Regions from separate parts of the Homo sapiens genome. Here region 2 is linked to region 1. A link is an interaction called in ENCODE POLR2A ChIA-PET data of the cell type or tissue named here. Cell type or tissue: PC-9. All regions are shown on one strand.

What was found. Peaks named below come from ENCODE experiments on the same cell type or tissue, not always from the same donor. Only the 100,000 strongest peaks of a DNase experiment are listed, where the experiment ranks them.
Region 2: POLR2A ChIA-PET joins it to region 1 with 5 read pairs; 2 of 35 experiments call an interaction of 5 or more read pairs at or near these places.

The regions. Positions count from the first base shown.
Region 1 is chr3:119,157,160-119,165,159 of GRCh38, forward strand. No RefSeq gene overlaps it. Among named protein-coding and RNA genes, the nearest start is that of UPK1B, 12 kb to the right of the region's middle. In PC-9, no CTCF peak of the experiment used is centred here; DNase peaks (open chromatin) are centred at 3,422, 3,842 and 4,252; H3K4me3 peaks cover 626 bases; H3K27ac peaks cover 2,496 bases.
Region 2 is chr3:119,329,829-119,337,828 of GRCh38, forward strand. All of the region lies in intron 1 of ARHGAP31 (Rho GTPase activating protein 31), which reads left to right. Among named protein-coding and RNA genes, the nearest start is that of ARHGAP31-AS1, 11 kb to the left of the region's middle. In PC-9, no CTCF peak of the experiment used is centred here; no DNase peak of the experiment used is centred here.

The sequences.
Region 1 (8,000 bases):
CTTCATTTCTGGTGTATTTTCCTTTATTTGATTGAGCATAGTTAGTTATTACAGCTGCTTTAAAGTGCTTGTCTAGAGCCAAGTGCAGTGGCTCATGCCTATAATCCCAGCACTTTGGGAGGCCAAGGTGGGCAGATCACTTGAGGCCAGGAGTTCGAAGTCAGCCTGGCCAACATGGTAAAACCCCGTCTCTCCTAAAAATACAAAAAATTAGCCAGCCATGGTGGCAGGCACCTGTAGTCCCAGCTACTCAGGAGGCTGAGGCAGGAGAATGGTGTGAACCTGGGAGGCAGAGCTTGCAGTGAGCCGAGATCGTGCCACTGCACTCCATCCTGGGCGACAGAGCGAGATTCCGTCTCAAAAAAAAAAAAAAAAAATTAGCTGAGTGTTGTGGTGTGTACCTGTAATCCCAGCTACTTGGGAGGCTGAGGCACTAGAATCACTGGAACCCAGGAGGTGGAGGTTGCAGTGAGCCAAGATTGCACCACTGCACTCCGGCCTGGGTGACAAAGTGAGACTCTGTCTCAAAAATAAAGTGCTTGTCTAGTAACCTCAATACCAGATCATCTTGGAGTTGGCATCTATTGATTGTCTTTTTCATTTAAAGTGAATATCTATGTTTTCTATAAGTAGAATAATTTTAGATAACCTGGGATATCGTTAATATTATATTGTGTAGACTGAGATTAGCTATAGTCTTCTGATAAATGTTGATTTTTTTAAAATGGCAGTTAATATGGTTAGATTCAAAGTAAGTTCTTTCTTGCCTCATGTGATTAACAGGTCATCGCTCAGATCAATTCACATTACTTTGAATTTGTCCTATGAGTACACGTTCTAGGGGTCAGCCTGAAGTTCATACACAATATTGGAGAATCTTTTTCCCCTTTCAGAATTCTCCCTCACTCTTCAGAATCTGGTCATATTTGGCCAGGCTACTTCCCCTGATTCTTCCATACAGAAAGACAGCAGGATTTCTTATCAGAGTTTTAGGCGTTCTTGCACTGCCACAGCTGTCTATGACTGTTATTACTATTGGGTCAAAGTTGAAGAAATGAAGAACTCATTTTGGTCACTTGGTCCAAGTTTAGACTTTCCTTTAAAATTTATCTGTCTTTGTTTAGGCTCCAGAGCCTTCAGGAAGTTATGTTTTGGTTTGGTTTGATTTTTGTGTTGGTTTGTTTGTAGTGGGTGAGGTGGGTGTTTTATTTTGTCCATTGTATACAGCTGTTACCTGCAGGAGTCATTTTTAAGTGCCTTTCGTGTATTTAGGAAGCAGAACCTCCTTGTTAAAAAATAATATTTGCATTTAAAGCTTTATCACATAAATTTAAATATGTGGTATTTTCATTTAATTTAGTTCTAGATAGTTTCTAATATGTATTATAATTTCTTCTTCAACTTATGGGTTTGGGGACATTATATTATTTGTACAAATTATTAGATATTGGATTTTGTAGTTATCTTTTGGTTTCTAAGTCAATTGCACTTTGCTCATAGAACATACTTCGTATAACATCAAATCTTTGAAATGTGTTTACTTGCTTTATGATACAGCATATGGTTAATAGTTGTGAATAAATTTTTTGTAGTTTAAAAGAAAGGTTTATTCTGCAATCATTGGCAAGTGTTCTGAATGTATCCATTGGGTCAGGCTTACTAAACATGTTGTTCAAGTCTTCTAATATGATTGTGAATTTGTCTGTCTCCCTATAGTTCAGTCAGTTTTTGCTGTGTATATGTGCTTGGGGTTATGTTATTAAGTGTATATGAATTTAGAATTCTTATTTATTTCTGGTAAATTTAACTATTTATTATAAAGAGGTATATCACATACTCTGACTACTTGGTTCAACATTACTGTGGCTATACCAGATTTATTTTTGTTAACATGTAAATGGTACTATATTTTTCTATCCTTATTACTTTTAATTTTCCCCTGTTCTTAGGTTTCAGATATGTTTTTTATAAATAGCATATAGTTGAGTTTTTGCTTTTTTATCATTAGTATTCAAATATGGCAAGTTTTTAACCATTTACAATTAGTACAATTAAAGATATATTTGAGGTTCAATCTCTTGTTTTGCTATGTGCTATTTGCCCTACTTGTTATGTTTCTTTTTCTTTACTTTTTGCCTTCTTTTATCATTCCATTTTTTCCCTCTGTTGGCTTAGAAGCTATCTACTTTTATTTTTTGTTGTTTCTTATTGGGGAAATTTTTTAAATTAGTGAACTTTATTTTTTAGAGCAGTTTTAAATTTACAGAAAAATTGGGCAGAAAGAAGTTTCCATATATCTCCTTACCCTTCCCTCATCTCCCACCACTAATTTCTCCTATTATTAACATTTTGCATTAGTGTGGTACACCTGTTACAAATTGGTGAGCCAGTATTGATACATTATTATTAACTAAAGACCATAGTTTACATTAGGGTTCTTTCTTTGTGTTGTACATTCTGTGGGTTTTGGACATATATATATGACATGGATCTACTGTTACAGTCTCATCCAGAATGTGGTCACTGCTCTTATAATCCTCACGATATTTTATAATGGTTCCCACAGAGATTGTAACATATGTCCTTGATGTATCAAAGTACAAATTATTTGCACCATCTCAATATAAGGATTTCTGTATTTTGAATCTCTACATATTTTAGCCTCACAAAATATGGTAATTCCAAGTAAACCAAAATTGCTAGTGGAAAAAAATTGTTTTTCATTCTCCCTAGGTGCAGGAAATGATGAAAAAGAGAGACAAAATGTGAAATCTACAAAGAACGAGCCTCTCTTCAGTATTGTTTACAATCATGTGTCAATACTATGTTCTGTTTTCCATCTGAAAAAAAAATGGTTTTGAATAGACATTAGTGGTGACTCTACCTGAATGCATTATTAATTTTTAAGTAAAAAATCTATAGAATATCTATGTAAAATTTACATAACAATTACAGATATCTCTGGATAATCATACAAAAATATACACATTATACTTATGCATGCATTGATATTTCAATACTCATTCCCCTAAATCTCTGAATAAGTCCACAAATCACAACTAGCAATTTATATGTACTTCTTATAAAGCATATAAATCTGTCTCCAAGCTATTTACAAAATGTCTAATCAAAAAATGTGTGAAAAAGAATTTATCACAGCATTTTTTTCTTAATGAAAGATTATTGTTGTAATATCTCTTATTTATTTTTGCTGTTTCTTCTTTAACCTTGTTTGTTATATTCTGCCATTAGTGGATGTGATTCTAATCTTTTCCTATGGATAGCTCACTTCTGATTTGTAACCTACAGCAAAACTCAAACATGTTATACTGCTCCGTACACACCTGTGGGTGAGGCAGAACATCACTTTCTCATTACCTTTTCCCTTAAAGAGTATCTGCATCATGTGGAATGTATAACCAGTTCAACTGGTATTTTAATGCAAAAATTCTTAACTTGGTCTGTCTGGTATGAGTGTGTCTGCCTAAAGATCATAACTGAGATGATCATCTGATACTACTTTTGTGATATGAACCCTCCATTTAATTTCTATTTGAACATTACAGGAGACTTGAGTTTTTACAATGTTTAGTTGATGAATTGGTATTGTTATATGGTTGAATTACAATAAATTAAGTTTCTGCTTGAACAATCACACACAAACTCTATTTTTTTATATCTTTCATTTCTTAAAATTATATAAAAATCACTTTATAATTTCAAAGTTTACTTGGTTTTTTTTTTCAGTTGTCCACAAAATGTACATGTGCTCAAACTCAATAAATTGTTCTCATTCAAACAGATAAGGAGCTGTGTTGACTGTGGGCTGGCAAAACTAGGTGAAAGCTGATAAACTTGCAGTAAACCTGTGGGAAAAGTTTGAGTTACACAACTAAGGTCATACCAATTAGTTGGGTGAATAAAATAATCCAAAGATAAATGGACCAATAATATTTTAGTGACAAAAACTCAAATGTTATCAACAACAAATGAAATTAATGATTAAGTTTAGTTCACTGGTTTTCAATCCTAAGACCAGACCGTTTTGCCATGTTTCTTAAAGCAGAACATTTGAGACCCAACCACACCAGCCACTTCAGCCTTTCTTGTTGGCCTTCTGGGATGCCTTTCACAACTTCATTTTTGACCTTTCAGAATGAGGCAACGGATAAGAGGGATGGGCTTGGTATGGTACAGTGAACCTGTCTGAAAATGTTTGTCTAAGAAGAAAAGGGAGAAAATGAAGATCAAGCTTCATATGCAATGACTCAGGCTGTCTACTGAAAGAGCTATCTAATATAGAAGACCAATCAGCTAAAAGTGTATTCAGCTCTTAGTCCCTAAGTGGAAGGAAGTAGTCCCAGGCCAGGAGTAAACACTAAAAAATCTGGGTGGAACTTACCATCAAGCAGAAGAGAAAGAGGCATCTTAGAACTGGCCCTTTTGGAGTAAAACTGAAAGAGGACGTGGATGGCTATGTCGAATATAAAAGGAAAATAAATGTTTCAATGTCAGAGTAACTGGAGATCAAAATACATGACCTCCCTTGAAGGAATCCTTTAAAGAAGCTTATGCAAAACAGGTTTTTCATACAGCTATGAAGTGCCTCAAGTGTTGTTAGAGATGTTTATAAAAACACTTAGAACAGTAATGGACATTGTTAGTCCTGATTATTTTAGTAATATTATCAACGGTAGTAATATTGGATTTTACCTGAGCAATTCTGATTACCCTCCCTCAAATCATTCCCCAGCCACCCTGATTTCCTCACAGTAATAGCAAAGCTACTAGAGCAGTTTTCCTTCATCTTTCTCCTCCCTTCTTCCATTTAAAGAATAAATATGACACCATTAGTCATTAGAAAAATGTAAATCAAAACGACAATGAGATATCATCTTACACTCACTATAATCAAAAAGACGGTAAGTTTCAGTGAGGATATAGGGAAATTAGAACCCTCATACGCTGCTAGTGGAATGTAAAATGGTGCAGCCACTTTGGAAAACAGTTTTGCAGTTCTTCAAAAAGTGAAACATTGTGTTATTACATGACAGTAATTCTACACCTAGGTTGATAGGGTTTGGCTGTGTCCCCACTCAAATGTCATCTTGAATTGCAGCTCCCATAATCCCAATGTATCACAGGAGGGACGGGTGGAAGGTGATTGAATCATGGGGGCAGGATTTTCCCATGCTGTTCTCATGATAGTGAATGAGTTTTCATGAGATTTGATGGTTTTATAAAGGGCAGTTCCCCTGCACATGCTCTCTTGCCTGCCACTATGTAAGAGATGACTTTGCTCCTCCTTCTCTTTCTGCCATAATTGTGAGACTTTCCCAGCCATGTGGAACTGTGAGTCCATTAAATTTCTTTTTCTTCATAAATTACCCTGTCTCACGTATTTCTTCACAGCAGTATGAAAATTGACTAATACATAGGTATATACCCAAGAGAATTGAAAACATATGTCCACAAAAAATCTTGTTCACGAATGCTCATAGCAGCATTCATAATAACCAAAAAATAGAAACAACCCAAATATCCATCAACTGATTAATGGATTTTTTAATATAGTCTATACATACAATGGAATATTATTTAGCCTTAAAAAAGAAGGAAATCTTGTCAATTGCTACATCATAGGTGAACCTGGAGGACATTATGCTAAATGAAATAAACCAGTCACAAAAAGCAAATATTATGAGATTCTACTTATATGAGGTATCTAAAGTAGTCAAATTGACAGAAACAGAAAGCAGAAAGCTGATTACCAGGGACTAAGAGGAGGGCAAATAGGGAGCAATTTAATGGATTTACTTTCTGTTTTGCAAGATGAAAATTTTGTGGAGATCTGTTGCACAACAATGTGAATATACTTAACACTACTCAACTGTACACTTTAAAATGGTTATAATGGCACATTTTACTTTATGTTTTTACCACAATCAAAAAATTTTTTAATTCAAAATGAAAAAATGTGATATATCTATACAATGGATTATTATTCAGCCATATAAAGGAATAAGGTTCTGATACACAACTATGACTTTTATAAGTCTGGAAAACATTGTGTTAAATAAAGGCAGCCAGACATAGAAAACCACTTGATTTCATTTCTATGAAGTGTCCAGAATAAGAAAATCCATAGGGACATAGGTAGATTAGTGGTTGTCAGGGGTTGCAGTGAGCAGGTAATAGGGAGTGACTGCTAATGGGCATGAGATTTCTTTTGGGGGGAAGAAAATATTCTGGAATTAGGTAGTGATAATATTTGTGTAAGTGTGAATATTCTAAAAACCACTTAAATTGTACACTTCAAAAGGGTTAATTTTATGGTGTATGAATTATATATAAACAAAGCCATTTTTAAAACATGTCGAGGTTAATATTTTTAAGTTCCACCTTATGACAGGGAAGAAGAAGAATAGTTGTGAAACTCAGAAACAACAAAAACAAGAGTATCTTAGCCTTCCAGGAGAATTATTCTCCTATTTCCCCTACTCTTTACAAATTCCCTTGTTTTATTCTTTGGTCTTTGGTCTCTTGAATATGATTTATTTTTAAAATTAACCTTGTAGTATTTCATGACTAGTAACTCATTCTCAGCTCTACTCACCCACTCTTCTCCACCTATCTTCTTTTGTTCTTACGTATTTAACCTGTTTAATAACTCTATTCAAACTCACCTATTCTTGAGAATAAGTTATGAGTATGTAAGTGTAATTATGTCTGTTAGTGTTTTCTGCTCACATGTGCCTAGATATATGTGTGTGTATAGGGATGTGGACAAGTATGGTTTCAGGTGATTCTGTGCCTATGCTTCAATCTTCATGTCAATTTTTTGGTTGGAAACATTGTAAGGATAAAACTCAGAAAACTCTGTGTTTTTATTTGTAAGGATAAAACTCAGAAAACACTGTGTTTTTATAAGAGACAAACAATATGCTAATATTGCCAGTGTGCTAGTACCTTAGAGTCTCAGGCTATTTTTTTTATACTGTTTGCAGAATTTGTAACAATCTAATACCAGATGGAGAGTAGTACTGTGGCCTATTATTATGAACACCTAGGGGATTCCAATAGGCAGAATAAATTGTTTGCCTAATTCAGTATTTTAATTTTTTAAGAAAAAATCCTCCTCAAACTCCACTAACATTTCAGTAAAGATTTACAAAAGGAAGTAAATTCACTGTAATACTTAAAGCAGAAGAGAAAGAGACCAGAGATTTTTATGATTTCTGATAACAGAAAGCAGATGAGATAGCAGTGACAGATAAACTAGAGCACAGTGAGGAGGAGCCAAGATGGCCGAATAGGAACAGCTCTGGTCTACAGTTCCCAGCGTGAGTGACACAGAAGACGGGTGATTTCTGCATTTCCAACTGAGGTACCAGTTTCATCTCACTGGGGAGTGCCAGATAGTAGGCGCAGGACAGTGGGTGCAGCGCACCATGCGCAAGCTGAAGCAGGGCGAGGCATCGCCTCACACAGGAAGCGCAAGGGGTCTGGAAATTCCCTTTCCTAGTCAAAGAAAGGGGAGACACACTGAAACAGACGACTATAAAACATCAAAAAAAAAAAGAAACGGGTGACAGACAGCACCTGGAAAATTGGGTCACTCCCACCCTAATACTGCGCTTTCCAACTGGCTTAAAAAACGGCACACCAGGAGATTATATCCCGCACATGGCTCAGAGGGTCCTATGCCCACGGAGTCTCGCTCACTGCTAGCACAGCAGTCCGAGATCAAATGGCAAGGCGGCAGCAAGGCTGGGGGAGGGGCACCTGCCATTGATGAGTTAGTTGTTTGATTAGGTAAACAAAGCAGGCTGGAAGCTCGAACAGGGTGGAGCCCACCACAGCTCAAGGAGGCCTGCCTGCCTCTGTAGGCTCCACCTCTGGGGGCAGGCCACAGACAAACAAAAAGACAGCAGTAACCTCTGCAGACTTAAATGTCCCTCTCTGGACAGCTTTGAAGAGAGTAGTGGTTGTCCCAGCAG
Region 2 (8,000 bases), 170 kb after region 1:
CTGTCCGCACTGTCCCCACCAAAGTGTTATCCAAGCCTCATTGTGTGAGTCCTCACTGGTGCTGAGAAACCTGGTAAATGAAGACCCTGTCTGGGTAAACAAACAAAGACGCTGAAGAAGTCAAAGTGGAGAAGAGAATGAGTCTGTGTCTATGCGGGGTGAGTTTCCACTATCATCGGTGACTCCATTTGCCAGTTGCTTCATAAAACCAACTAGTGTGGTAGATATTTCCATTCAATCGTCTGATTGTTTGAACTGATCTAATCACCCCAATTAGTGTTGTGGAGAGAGCCTTCAGGAAAACAGCAAATGAAGCTCAAAGGCAGGAGCTGCAGTTGGGAGAATGTAGAGGGTGGGATTTGTGTATTTTCCCATGTGCCTCTTCATATCTTTAGTGAATCAATTCAGCTATCCTAGAGAACCCAGAGCTGCCCAAGCTGCAGAGGATGGCATGGCTGGATCTACCATTACAAAGCAGGGTGATGCCATCAGCTCAGTGTGCGGGCATCATAGGAAAAACCAGCCATCTTGTATTCCATACCAACAGCATGATAATCCCATGACCCGATGGTCTGTGTTGCAGTGGCCAGGAAATCAGGCAGGGTGTGCATTCCTTCGCTGGGATAAGAACCATGACTCCTGGCTCTCAGTGGCTTTGTTTGTTTTTAGGGTTGTTTTGTGGTTGTTTACAGTGTAGATGGTTTCTTTCCACCATCAATTAGTAAACTCTAGTTTTGGAACCATAAACCTGGATTTATTATTATGTTAGAGCTAATTTTCTGGTGAGCCTTAAGCAAGTCACCTCCCCTTGGAATCCCAGCTTCCTCATCTAAACAGTGAAGCAAATGGAGATTGTCTCCAAGTGACTGTCAGCTAGAGCCTTCTATGGTTCTGTGGGGAGGGCCCTTGTCCTCCTTTATCTCTTTATCATTTACCCACACCACTTAGGAGAAACTATAACTAAATGGGCTTTGAAATGCTTTTAAGTAGACTGTTACATACACATATTACGCATAGGAACAGACCTGTTTTGTATATGTGCGATATATTTATAAAGTGTGTGCCTTTGAAAGCATTAAAAATAATCTCGGCTGTCAAACTCTTGCTTCACCAGGTTGCTTTCAAGCTACTTTCCTCCTTATCAATGGCTCCTTCAGATCCACCACGCTGCACATTCTTCAGGAGGTGGCATGGCTAGTGGTGGGAGTGAGGTTGTTTATAATCTTTCAGATTAAAATGTCATTGGGTGCTTCTCTGAAACTGCTGACATGGTTCAAATGTCCACTTCTGATGGCCTGCCCTTGGTCAAATGAGTTCCAGGGGTGCTTGGCTAAGACCATAAGGTCCACAAATCTGCCCCAGGGTCCCCATGCTAAATAATAAAACATTGTTTCAGCCCCGAGTCACATTTCTGTAGCACTCCATGATAGAGATGAGATAACTAATGTAGTTTACATGGTTGTATTTGGGAAAAAAAGACGATCAAAATCGGCCCTTTAATTACTTTTCTTCTGTGTGTATGTAGAGTATATGTTCTGAACAATTTGAGAGAAAAGAATAAAAATGGAATAGGTTAAGTGAAGCCGTATTAATTACTTTTAGACTTTAAATTTAAAAATACTTTAAATTTTAGACAAAACAGTAAAAAATAAAACTCTGACTCCATGTTGGATTTTGAAAAGGAGTGAGGGAAGAAGGTGTATATATAGTACCTGCAAACGCTCATGAATATTCATGAGTCCTTGACTAGAATGAAAATCATCAAAAACATTCTGAATCTAATGACAAAAAGAAAACAGCTCCAAGAGCCCTAAATTCACTATTTCCTCTGGCTTTTAATGTATTCAGGCATAATCACCTCTTCAGCCATTTTGAGGGACTTGAGATTGATAAAATATGATTTAACAAGGACAAAACAATTTTAGCAGGATTATGAAAATCAGGGCTGTCTTAAAGTTTGACTCAGAAGAAACCTCATAGGGCAGCTAATCCCAGCCCAACCCAGTACAGGAATCCTGGACCCAGGAGTCATCCAGCTTCTGCTCAGCTTCTGCAGGGCCTGGCTGCCTGCACCGCCTCACTACACGGCCCATTCCCTTAGGTGAAGAGCTCCACGGGACTGAGAGTCCTTTCTACTACTGAGCTGAACAGCACCTCTGTCATTTCTGTCTTTGGGTCCTGTTTTGCTTTCTAAGTCAGAAAGAATATGTTTCCATCTACTTCTGCTTGAAGCCCTTTAATTATTTTAAAAGTTATTACTTCGCCTTTAGATTTCTCTTTTCCAGGTTAAATCTGCCAGCTCCTTCAACCATTCTCCAAATGAGCTAGTGTTTAGGTCCTCTGGATTCCCTTTATCTTCCTCTGGATTCCTTGTTTTTTGTTTTTTTTGAGACAGAGTTTTGCTCTTGTCACCCAGGCTGGAGTACAATGGCATGATCTCGGCTCACTGCAACCTCTGTCTCCCAGGTTCAAATTATTCTCCTCTCTCAGCCTCCCAAGTGGCTGGGATTACAGGCGCCCGACACCATGCCTGGCTAATTTTTGTATTTTTAGTAGAGATGAGGTTTCATCATGTTGGCCAGGCTGGTCTTGAACTCCTGACCTCAGGTGATCCACCCACCTCGGCCTCCCAAAATGCTGGGATTACATAGGCAAGAGCCACCGCACCGGCCGGATTCCCTGTATTTTAAGATGTGCTTCTACAAGCTGTAGCCAATCCTCCAGATGTAGTCTCTCTGGAGCAGAGTGCACAGGGATCTCTTTCTCTCTCTCTCTTTCTCTCTCTCTCTCTCTCTCTCTCTCTCTCTCACACACACACACACACACACACACACACACACACACACACGCATGCACGCACGACTTTCAGACCTGTATTGGTACTCATTACTCATGCAGCCTGGCTGAGTGAGCCTTTTTTTGGCAGCTTTGCCCTGCTGCTCACTCATGTTGACAAGTAGCAGGCAATTGTCATGGTCTTTGTCCCTGACTTCCTGACAGTGCTAAGCAGAGGTCAAGGTACTTTCACAGTGATAATGAGAACTTCCATTTACTAGTCCCTCCTCTGTGCCAAGCACTCTACTTGAAGTATAGCAGATGTTATTTAATTCAACCTATTAGGTAGATACTGCTATCTTCATTTTCCAGTTGAGAGCATCAAGGCTCAGCGAGGCTAAATAACTTGCCTAAAGTCATATAGAAGACTAAGGGCCAACTTGGATAAGAGCCCAGGCTCATCAGATCCCAGAGCCCATGCGTCATCTATCGCATTTTGCTGCCCTCATCAAAGGTGCTATTTGTTCCATATGTTGGAAATACTGGACCCAAACAGCCCAACCCAGCATTCTGGGTTGAACCAGGCATGTTTGTTGGAAAGAAATATTGCTCTTTCTTCAAAAAGGGACTCTGAATTTTCATTAATATTAATTTTCCACTATGAACCTATTATCTGTGTATGTATCCTAACTTTTTGAGAAGATATTTATGTTTTCTAACTGTTGTACATTTCTGGAAGGAGCCAAGGTTAGCAGCTCCCACTAGCATATTACTCACTGTGTAAAGGAGCATTTCTTTAGTATCTGAAGTTGTTCTGATTTTGCTGTAGTACTAGAATTTGTTCATTACGTTTACTCCAGCTATATTCTTTTTAAAAGTATTTCGTCTTTTCTGAGCTTTTTTCTTAATACATGTGATAAATGTTTATTTTAGAAAGTCCTACTTTATTATCATATTAGAGAGATGTCTAGCTTAGATTTGTGTAGCACTCTGCAGCCTTTGTAATCCGTGCCTCCCCACACTTTTCCTTCCCAACACTTATTACCTCCATTGACAGGTGAGCTCAGGGAGGTGAAGTGACTTACCTAAAAATTCAGAGTCAGGAAGAGGCAGAACAGAAGCAGGATAGAACCTAGTTCCGACTCTCACCGTTTTATTCCTTTCTTTTCACCATGCTGCCTCTTGGTTCTTCGGGCTTTCAATTATTACACCTCATTATGAGAAGTGTTTTATGACTGCTACTTTGTGAGAAGTTAAGTACTGAAGTAAAATTGAAATAAGCTGCCAATCCTGCTCATTAAATGTGGTGGGAGGTTTAAATGACATTGCCTGCTTTATGTTTGGTCTTTGTTATCACCAACAGTCTCAGAGTCACTTATCAACCCTGGCACATGTGCACAGCATCTTGGAGAAGGATATGACCCAGATGTGCCCTAGACAGTGCCTCAACTCCTTTAAAGACAAAGAAGAGTGGAATATAGGCTCCTGGAGGGGGACTGATGCCCAGGGACCCCCTTCCCCCAGGCACAGTGAGACCTCTTGCCCTTCCAGCACCTTGCTGACTTCCCTTAGTGGTGTCCCTGATACTTCATCTCCCGGCTCCCCCTCATCTCCTGTTTGGCTTGCCGTCTTGGCCCCCACTCCAGCCCCCACCCTGTCCTTTTGGCCTGGCTCCTTGGCAGGGCTCCTGTCGGACCAGACACTTGCGTGACTGCTGGTGCCTTTGGCTGGGCTCCCTTATCCCTGAAGCCTCTCTTCCTGGCTTCAGACCCTCACTGAGAACCCAGCTGCTGCTTCTGGAAACATCCAAATAGTAGCTCTCAGCTCCCTGGTGAGATGCTCTTGACAAAGGCCAAATTTCCCTGTGATTAGGGAGCTTCAGCCTTGGGGCTTTGTGGTCCCCTCGAAGTCATGCCTTCTGGGCCCATCTTCAGGTAGGGTGACCCATATAACTTATCATCCAAGTTGGGGCACCTTAAGAGTAGAAGGGAGTGCTGTTAATAATTTCATCTGCATGATAGGAATAAACAAGGACCATCCCTGGCCAGCAGGGATATGTTCCAGGTTGTAGTCAACCTGACTCTCCCATTGAACAACGAAGTCCACGTTTATTGGAGGCTGACTCTGCACCAAGCACTGCACTAAGCACTTTACAAGCGTGCATTATTCATTTAATTCTTACAATAATCCTATATGTGTAATGTTGCCCTTATTTTACAAAGGAAGAAACTGAGGCCCAGAGAAGTTAAGTAATTTGCTTGAGGTCACATCAATTAAGTGGTAGGCCCTAGTCTGACTCTAAAGCCTTTACTTTTCAATCCTCCTTTTGGGTCCTGACCAGTAAGATAAAGGAATCAATAGAAATGAAACCCTTCAGTAGGAAGACAATGGAGATAGTCTCCAAATTAAAAATGAGTTATGCTGTAGAAGAACACTTGTATGTTGATTGCTCAGAATTTGAAATTCATTTTCCCATGGGAAAAAAAAAAGATCTAAAATGGTGGTTAGGCTCTAAGCCCAGCCAACAAAAGTCTATGCAGACTATAATTTCACTGTGGCCTACTCCTCTATGTAATACTGAACTGGCATGGGAAGCAGAAGCCATAGATTTCTATCGTAGTTCTTTCACATACTGGCTATGTGACTTGAGACAAATTATTTAATCTCTCTGAGCCTCAGTCTTATCAAAATTGAGATAATGTCTAGCTTCTAAAAAGTGCAAGAATCACAGGAGATAATGTACATAAAGTCTTTTTAAAAATAGCACTTATCACATTGTAGGAACTGACCACCATTTATGACATTGCCAGGACGCAAGCCAAGTTTTGGAGAACCCTAACCCCGGTCCTCAAAGTGGAGACACTTTGAGGAGCCCCTAGGCCAGGGCAGGCCAGGGGATGTCTGTGGAAATGCGTTCTCCTTGGTGAAACCAGTGGCGCTGTGAGAAACATAGGAAGAGAATGGTATTGGGGAGGAGAACACAGGCTTCCACAGGGATTTGGGGCCCAGTTAGGCGAAGAGGAGTATGTGGCAGCCACACAGCAGTGGGGGTCTGCACTCTGAGGAGGAGGGGCATTGGTCTGTGGCTGCAAGGTAAGATAGCCTTGGGGGCAGTGTCTCCACAGCTGTCAGGAGTTGTTCTGGTTTTGGGGTTGGAAAGAGCAACAGACATTTGTACCTAGGGATTGTTCATGGTTCATGAAGACAGCCAATCTGCAAATGGGCATCAACAGCTGCCCGAGTGCACAGGAAATCTAGATTCTGGGTTGAGTTTAAAAACGGATTCTGGCCAGGAGCGGTAGCTCAAGCCTGTAATCCCAGCATTTTGGGAGGCCAAGGTGTGCGGATCACTTGAGGTCAGGAGGTCGAGACCAGCCTAGACATCATGGTGAAATCCCCTCTCTACTAAAAATACAAAAAAAATAGCCAGGCTTGGTGGCAGGTGCCTACAATCCCAGCTACTCTGGAGGATGAGGCAGGAGAATCGCTTGAACCTGGGAGGCGGAGGTAGCAGTGAGCCAAGTTCACGCCACTGCACTCCAGCTTGGGTGACAAGAGTGAAACTTGGTCTCAAAAAAACAAAACAGAAATACTGGTTCTGAGTTAAGAAGTCTACAGAAGATTCATTTAACTATAAAAGGTTTTATTTCATATGAAATGGCTCTTGACTTCCTAAAATGGGTATCACTTTATTTTTTAAATTCTTAAAATTTCTTGTAAGTCCCAAATTAGACTTTTCTCTACATATAAGCAATTTACATCAGCCAGTCGCTAGATGGGCCATAGTGTAGATCTACACTGACCACGTCAGCAGGGATGTACCATCATGCAGCAGCGGGAGAGGGACACCTTGCATACCCAAAATAAGGGGATGTGTCGTCAGCAGAAAAGTTAAAAATGACAATAAAACCAAGAGTGGGTTTTAATCACCAAGCACTGATAATTCTAATATTGACAGTGATAAAATATTCCTCCCCACAAAATATTTTGTTGGTCTAAGTTCTAAACAATTGCTGCATTTACTGCTGGTTTTATTTTTAATTTTATTGAGATATAATTAACATACCACACAGCCACCTATTTAAAGTATACAAGTCAATAGTTTTAGTATAATCATATGCTATACAACAATGACCACAATCAATCTTACAACATTTGCATCACCCTCAAAAGAAACCTTATACCCATTAATAGCCATTTCCCATTGCCCCACCTTCCCACCTACTCTCCCGGCCCTAAGAAACCATGAATCTAGTTTCTATCTTTACAGATTTGTCTATGCTGGACACTTCATATGAACGGAATCATCTGGCTTTTTGTTTCTGGCTTCTTACATTTACAATATTTTCAAGGGATATCCACATTAAAGCTTATGTTAGTACTTAAGTCCTTTTTATTACCTAATAATATTCTATTCTATGGATATACCACAGTTTATCCATTCATCAGTTGATGGACATTTGAATTGTTTCCACTTTTTGGCTGTTGTGAATAATGGTGCTGTGTCCAGAATTGGTGAGCTCTTGGTCTTGCTCACTTCAAGAATGAAGCCGCGGACCCTGGCAGTGAGTGTTACAGTTCTTAGAGACGGTTTATCTGGAGTTTGTTCCTTCTGATGTTCGGACATCTCCAGACTTGCTTCCTTCTGGTGGGTTCATGGTCTTACAGACGTCAGGAGTGAAGCTGCAGACCTTTGCGTTGAGTGTTACAGTTCATAAAGTTGGCGCGTCCAGAGTTGTTCTTTCCTCCCGGTGGCTTCATGCTCTCGCTGACTTCAGGAGTGAAGCTGCAGACCTTTGTGGTGAGTGTTACAGCTCATAAAGGCAGCACAGACCCAAAGAGTGACCAGCACCAACATTTACTGCAAAAAGCAAAAGAACAAAGCTTCCACAATACTGACGGGACCCAAATGATTTGCCACTGTGGGTGCCAGTGGCCTGCTTTTATTCCCTTATTTGGCCCCACCCACATCCTGCTGATTGGTCCATTTTACAGAGAGCTGATTGGTCCGTTTTACAGAGTGCAGATTGGTCCGTTTTACAGAGTGCTGATTGGTCCGTTTTTACTGAGTGATGATTGGTGCGTTTACAAACCTTTAGCTAGACACAGAGCACTGACTGGTGCATTTACAGTCCTTTAGCTAGACAGAAAATTTCTCCAAGTGCCCTACCGGATTAGCTAGACACAGAGCACTGATTGGTGTGTTTACAAACCTTTAGCTAGAC